Regions from separate parts of the Mus musculus genome. Here region 1 is linked to region 2. Evidence: chromatin contacts called from ENCODE Hi-C data. All regions are on one chromosome and are shown on one strand. The core of a region is the stretch at or near the end of the contact, and the rest is flanking DNA. Distances in the headings are between cores, read along the strand shown.

Region 1 (3,446 bases), core at 566-3,065, 1.3 Mb after region 2:
CGCCATGAGCAACCTGGTGCCCCCTGTGGAGCTGGCCAACCCTGAGAACCAGTTCAGAGTGGACTACATTCTGAGCGTGATGAACGTGCCGAACTTTGACTTCCCACCTGTAAGCTCCACCCTAACCCTGGTTTCCTCTGCCCCTCTCACCTTAGTCCCAGTGGGAACACGAGGGCCAGACTTGCATCAGGCCAGAGTGACCAGACACATACCTGCCGTGTGAATGCATAAGTTAACTCCAGGCATATGCCTAAGACTAAAGGATGATAAAGACATGATTAGGGCTTTGTCCAAAATGGATGAACAAAGTTCCATCACCTTTTCTAGACCTCAACCTAGTCCTCCATTTATCAGATAGTGAGTTTTTTTTTATGGAGGAGAGGTCCTGAGCTAAGGCAAGCTCAATTATTCCCCTCATACACATGAGGACAGACAAAACCACATGTTTGTTACACATGGCACACAAGTCCTAATTGTCCAGTTAATCCAGCCTAGTACAAATATGCACCTTCCAATGTTCAGATCTAAACATAAATTACAAAATGGAACATTATAAGAAAAAAATTGTTCTCATCAGCCCTTTGCCGGGAGCCTGACCCTCTTGACAAGGGTCTCTTGGCTTTCTAAAAGCTTTTTTTAGAGAGGGTAGAACTGCCCTGCGTCAAGCATATGTACACTTTAACCCTTCGTGGGGGGAGCAAAGATTTTTAAAGCCAAAAGAAGAGACTTGTCTAAAGTTAAGAAGTCATTGCTGCCTCTTCTTAAGCTTTTGTGGGGTTTGTGTTTTTTAGATGGGTTTTGGCTACAAACTTGTGAGAAAAATTAGTACAGGCAGGTACATTAAAAAAAAAATAGCTGTTGATTAAAACAATAAGAACAACAGCAACAGCAACAACAAAAACCAACCCTCCCAACAGGGAAACACAGCATGGATTCTATAGTCATCTGATTCCCATGATTCACAGAGACAAAATGGCAGCCTACCCACAATGCATCTGATGTCATTGACATCTGCTACTCTGATATCTGGACAATATTCTAACCTTGGCCCATGTCCCTCCCACAGGGTAGTACATATCCCTCCTGTACACATAATTCTAGGGGGAGTTTACTCATTTGGTTTGCTCCCACCCCTCACAAGACTAACAGAAGCAGCCACCCAAGACTGTGAGCACTCCCCAGAGATGAAAGCATGCTAATTCATTATATAGATTTCTGGGAGTTTAACAGAACTGCAGGCTCTTTCCAAGCGCTGGTTAACCCGGGGGCTCACACTTGGACTCACATAGCGAGCGATGGCCTTAGAATTCCAGGGGTGGGGTCCCTGATTGGTTTGAGCTCAGTCTGTCAGCCAACGTTTTTCCTGGGTTCTCTTTCAGGAATTCTATGAGCATGCCAAGGCTCTGTGGGAGGATGAGGGAGTGCGTGCCTGCTACGAGCGCTCCAATGAGTACCAGCTGATTGACTGTGCCCAGTAGTAAGTAGCTGTCCCCCCATGGCAAAACAGAAGCTCAGAAGCCAGGAAGCTACAAACCCACCAGTAGTCAGAGAGTTCCAGTCTGGTTCATTTGTTTTATAAAGCTTTTAATTGCACTTTATAGACCACTGATACTGTTTTACATAAACAATTAATACCTGCTAGAGCAAGGCAAAATACTTACTTGTAATAAAGTGGTATAACTCACGGATATGAACTCTAAGCATTTAGGGGCGCACACAGTGTAGCAAACACATACTGGCCTCCTCATATAAAATACACAGACTTTTTATTGTTCAGTACCTTATAAGGCACTTCAGCTTCATGATGGGAGGGGGACAGTGACCCTTTCCTAGGCTCACTCTCCCATGGGGACTTGTTGCTACATATATAGCATGTCATGACTTAATACACACAGTTATATATTCTTTCAAGGAACTGAAAAGCAGCCCCACAGGCCCCAGCCCCCACACCTCCTCCAGCAAAGTTCCTGATTTTTCTCAAAAGTTTGTACTAAAAGCTGGAAGCACTAATTATAGAAACAGAAAACAAATGGAGATCCTGGAATTGTTTGTGATTTGTATTTTGGATCCAATTCAGGAGTTAAGTACAGATACAAGATGAGGAGGCTCAGCTACCCGGTAGGGAATTGCTGGGGTCAGTTTCCTAACTGATTAACAGTGATTTAGCCAGGTTCTTTGGGGATCACACCACTTTAAGGATGTCTTGTTGTTGAAAGCAGTGCAATCTACTCCTGAACACTGTACCACGTGGCACCAACTTCAAGAAAAAGAAAACAACTTTCAAGTTGTGTAAGAGGCCTCTCCCCAGCCTGAGTGCACAGTGGCCCGCTCATTTGTCTAACTGCCTTTTTGCTGGAGGCACTGGGCCTGGACCTGGTTGGTTCTTAAACTGCCAGGTTTGTGTTTGTTGAGCTGCAGTTTGGCTGGCCCCACTCCAGATGTCTTCTCACAAGATTTGGTGCTAAGGATCTATTTATAGAATTGTGGTTCTGTTGCCATGGCAACATGCTGGAGGCCAGGGTGGCTGGGGAGCTATTTGTGGGCCTGTGCTGTAATGTAAGATTGATTGGGCCAGTTAGTGTATCCTCTAAGCCAGACTAACTCGGAACTGGTAAAAAGGAAGGGGAAGGAGAAAAAAAAAAAAAAACACAAAACAAAAAAACTCAGGGGCTTTCTTTAAATAGACTATGCTCCTTTCTGGTTGGTCTACTTTAAAAGAGTTCCCAGCCCTCTGGCCCTTGGCCCCCAAATCCTCCAAACTAGTATTAATATTACTTTTTCATATTACATTATCTCAGTCCTGCAAAAGGCAAAAGTTAATTTTCCTGTGTTTATAGTCGAGCAACTTTTCTTTCTTCTTGTTTTGTTTTGTTTTTGTTTTTTTTAAACTAAAAGTTTGCTATCTCAAACTTTTTCTGTTTCACAGACCCAGTAGATAGGAAGGGAACTTCGTCTTTGCTTCCTGTTCAAAGTGGTGAATGCAAGAACAGCCCCTTTGTGCCCACAGCTTGTCTTGGCTCAGTTCTCAATAATGAATGAGAGTCTTCCAAAGCAGACAGGGAGAGGGCTGGCTCTGCTTTGTCCTGGACAGAGACCTGTGCACCCTTAAACCCGCACTTGTACATTGCTTTAGGAAAGGGATGAAGTTTTAAACTTCTCTTACATGTCAAAAGCAAGGGCGGATCCCACCACCACTTGCCTTACGGGGTACACACTTGGCACACACTGACCACCGTGTCTCCTTTTCTTTCAAGCTTCCTGGACAAGATTGATGTGATCAAGCAGGCCGACTACGTGCCAAGTGACCAGGTACGCGTGCGCCTCTGTCCTCAAGCCTGGGGTTCCACGTTGCTGGTTCTTCTCCGGGCAATTAGGGTGAGACCTACTGACCCCCCTCTTTGTTCTAGGACCTGCTTCGCTGCCGTGTCCTGACCTCTGGAATCTTT
Region 2 (3,363 bases), core at 637-3,136:
GTTCGGAGGTCCCCTCCCCCTCCTCCCGCCCAGCACGTGCCTGCAGCGTCCGCCCAGCGAGCTTCTTGGGGCGGGGCCCTAGGGAAGCGGAGGGGCGTGGCTGGGCGGTGGCAGGGGCGGTGCTGGGACTTGTAGGCGAGGAGCCCTGAAGCTAAAACAGTCTTTGCCACCAGCTGCGCTATGCCACACTGGGGAAACTGAGGCCCCAGGAAGGAATCGAGGTGGCTCAAGACTTCAGGGCCAGGAAGTCTCGACGCTTTAGGAATAAGTAAAAAAAAAAAACAAAAACAAAAACAAAACACACTTCAACGAGTTTTCAAAAGGCGCTTCTTTAAGGGGTCTTTGGTCTGGAGCCCCCTCCTCTTTACGTTCCACCAGGGATTCACTCAACAGACGCCTCTCTTGCTAATCCCTACGCTACGCCTTGAGCAACACTTGCTAGAGAGCTCCGTCAGCAGCAGAAGACCTTAGACCAGAAAGAAGCCCCGGTTGGGTAGGGTCTGGGGAGAACAAGCCTTACAGCAAAGGAAACTTGAAGCGAGGAAGGTAAAGCCAAGAGAGTGAGGCGCTGGGCAGGGGTATCCCCAGCAGGCTCGGAGTTCTGCTCTGTGTGAAGGGGACTAGACTGACTGGGGCTGAACCTGCCCAGAGGCTGCCTGCCTTACTGTCCGCCTTGACCAGTGGGGCCAGGCCAGTTTTAGCCCCACTAAAAGCTGTAGGTCTTCAGGTCCCAGTGTGATAACCAGGAATGGGGACATGAGGGACGCAGGATCAGGGCTGCTTCCTGGCCCGGAGGCTAAAGCATCGTGCCTGCTTCTGTGCTGAAATTCCCATTTTCTTCTTTCTATTTTATGGTTTCCCATCATACAGGCTAGCTTCTGACTTTCTGTGTAGCAGGGTATGGACCCGGAACCCTCCCACCCTCCCAACTCCTCAGTATTAGGATCACCGGTGTATTCCACTCGGCTGTTTGAAATTTCTGTCTCTAACAAGGGCCCCACGTTTGCATTTGCGCTGGTGGGGAAGAGTTCTGCAGACTGGCATCATGGTCCCAGCCTTGGCCCACGTTCTACACAGGCCATGTCATGCCTTCTGCTTGTTCTCCTGCTAAGGGTGACCCCACAGGCGGTCCCATGTCAGTGACATGGGAGCCCAGCCGCCTTTGTTCTTCCTCACAGTAGAAAGTAGAAAGTAGAAAGCTCTTAGCTTTCTACAAGACTGTAAAAGGTGTATTCACTATCGATTAGCCCTCATTTTCACAGACTACCTAGTGTCCCGGGGTATGCCATTGTTGAAGTCCCAGCAGAGAATCCCTGACACCACAGGACCGCCAAAGTACGTGTGATGTATTATGGTGTGCGTGTGAATTATTTTTATAAACATGGCAAATTCACTTTGCCCTTTATTTTTATTTTTTATTTTTTGGAGACAGGGTATGATTTAGTCCAGCTGGCCTCAAACTTAGTATATAGCCAAGGGTGGCCTTGAACTGACTCTCTTTCTTGAGTGTTGGGTTTACAGGTGTGTGTCACCAGCCAGGTTTTTGTGATGGGGAGATCAAACCACAAGGGTTCGCGAATGAGTAGCTGAGGCACTCCTTCGGACCTTTTTTTTTTTTTTTTTCGGACCTTTTAACAAGTACGTTTGCACCCCTAGTCGCTCGGGTGTAAACCACTGAATCAAGCAACGCTTGGAATATACCGGACCGTGCGCCCCGCGAGACAGACAAGCTGATACCGGCGAGCACCTAGGGGCTAAGTCACCTCATTCGCCGGACCCGCGTCCTGGCACGCGGGACGTACTTAGAACTACAATTCCCGGCGGCCCCCGCTTCCAAAGGCGTGTCTTAAACGAGAGGGGCGTGACCGCGGGGCGTGGCCGGCTACAAAGGCGGCCGGCAGCTCGCAGGGCGCGGAGTAGACGCTTCGCGGCGGACGGAGAAGCGGCGCGGGACAGCGTGGGGAACTCGGATTCGGCCTGGGACACCCCCGCATGCGCCGGCCGGCTCGGTAGCGGCGGCCCCGATGCTGCTGCAGCCCGCGTGCTCCCCGAGTGTGTTTCCGCGGCCGTCCGCCGCCCCCAGCGCCATGCACGGCTCACAGAAGGACACCACGTTCACCAAGATCTTCGTGGGCGGCCTGCCCTACCACACCACCGACGCATCGCTCAGAAAGTACTTCGAGGGCTTCGGAGACATCGAGGAGGCCGTGGTCATCACCGACCGCCAGACCGGCAAGTCCCGCGGCTACGGCTTCGTGAGTGCCCGCGGCGCGCGCACCTGCCGCCGCCCCTCCCCCACCGCCTCCCAGACCCGCCGCGCGCAGCCGGGACTCCGGGGCTTCCCGGGGCCGTCGGCCCTTCCCCCACACTTTCCAGCTGCCCCAAAGAAGCGTAAGCTGTTAGCGCCAGCGACTTGAAGACGGTTTCCCACTTCCTTCCACTCTAGTGTCCCCAAACTAATTCTCTGAGAAAGTTAACGGTACTTACTGATGGCCTGGACAGCGGGGGGGTGGGGAGGACTCCCCTTGAGGTTCCCTTTACTCCACTTCCTAGGGGATTGTCGCTGTCCTTGAAGGCACTCCGCACTTGAACTTTGGGGAAGGAGCTGCAGCCCTGGAGGCAGAGAAGACAGTGCCCCAAGGGTCCTAAATACCAGATACTCTTCTGGGAGGAAAGACCCAGAGATGGCCCGATGCCCGGGCAAAACCCCCTTCCCTTCTCTGCCTTGTTTTCCTCAGCCAGCCACCAAAGCCCCTGACCCTCTGTGTTCCTGCAGGTGACCATGGCAGATCGGGCAGCGGCTGATAGGGCTTGCAAAGACCCTAACCCTATCATCGATGGTCGCAAGGCCAATGTGAACCTGGCCTACCTGGGTGCCAAGCCTAGGAGCTTACAGACGGGTAAGAGCTTTGAGTTTTCTTTCCAGCCCTCCTTGTTTCTATATTCAGCTTTGGTATCTGTCTGATGGAAAAACGCTGCCCCCGCTCCCCCTTTGTCCCCGAGTGGCAGCCAGCAATCATGTGCCTGCAGAGGCAGCCCAGGGCAACCACCCCTGGCTTGGGAGCTTGCTCCTCTTTCTCGGCAGTTTATGGTCCCAGGGATAATGATTTTTTTTTTCCAAAGTCTCCTACTCTTGGGGAGGGAAGAAGTCAGATGCCGACCAGGCAGGGGATCATCCCGAAAAGCTGGTACAGCCTGTGGACTTAATGTGCTTTGACCAGGAGAGTGGCGCGTGTTATTTGCCCTCCCTGTGTGTGGCCCTGGGACCTTACCCATGCAGTGTGCTGTTCCTAACTGCTCTCTTGTTTTAGGCTTTGCTGTTGGTGTGCAGCAACTACACCCCACCTTGATCCAGCGCACCTA

Evidence for each region. Hi-C counts contacts between places; a loop is a spot of excess contacts on that map.
Region 1: a loop to region 2 is called in a map of v-Abl transformed pro-B cells, with 4 times the contacts of the local background. The contact joins the enhancer-like site here to the promoter of Rbm38 in region 2. A Hi-C loop is called at or near these places in 2 of 37 maps with a recorded cell type or tissue (T-helper 1 cell and v-Abl transformed pro-B cells).

The regions. Positions count from the first base shown.
Region 1 is chr2:174,341,821-174,345,266 of GRCm38, forward strand. Gnas (GNAS (guanine nucleotide binding protein, alpha stimulating) complex locus) reads left to right here. Exons shown (of 12, transcript NM_010309.4): 5 at 1-109; 6 at 1,380-1,477; 7 at 3,255-3,309; 8 at 3,408-3,446. Among named protein-coding and RNA genes, the nearest start is that of Gm30189, 16 kb to the left of the region's middle. Within about 2 kb of position 1,816, at least 1 of the 3 ENCODE cell types and tissues checked has a DNase peak (open chromatin) inside an H3K27ac peak, as active enhancers do.
Region 2 is chr2:173,020,016-173,023,378 of GRCm38, forward strand. Rbm38 (RNA binding motif protein 38) reads left to right here and starts at 1,887. Exons shown (of 4, transcript NM_019547.2): 1 at 1,887-2,255; 2 at 2,777-2,900; 3 at 3,312-3,363. The coding sequence starts at 2,025.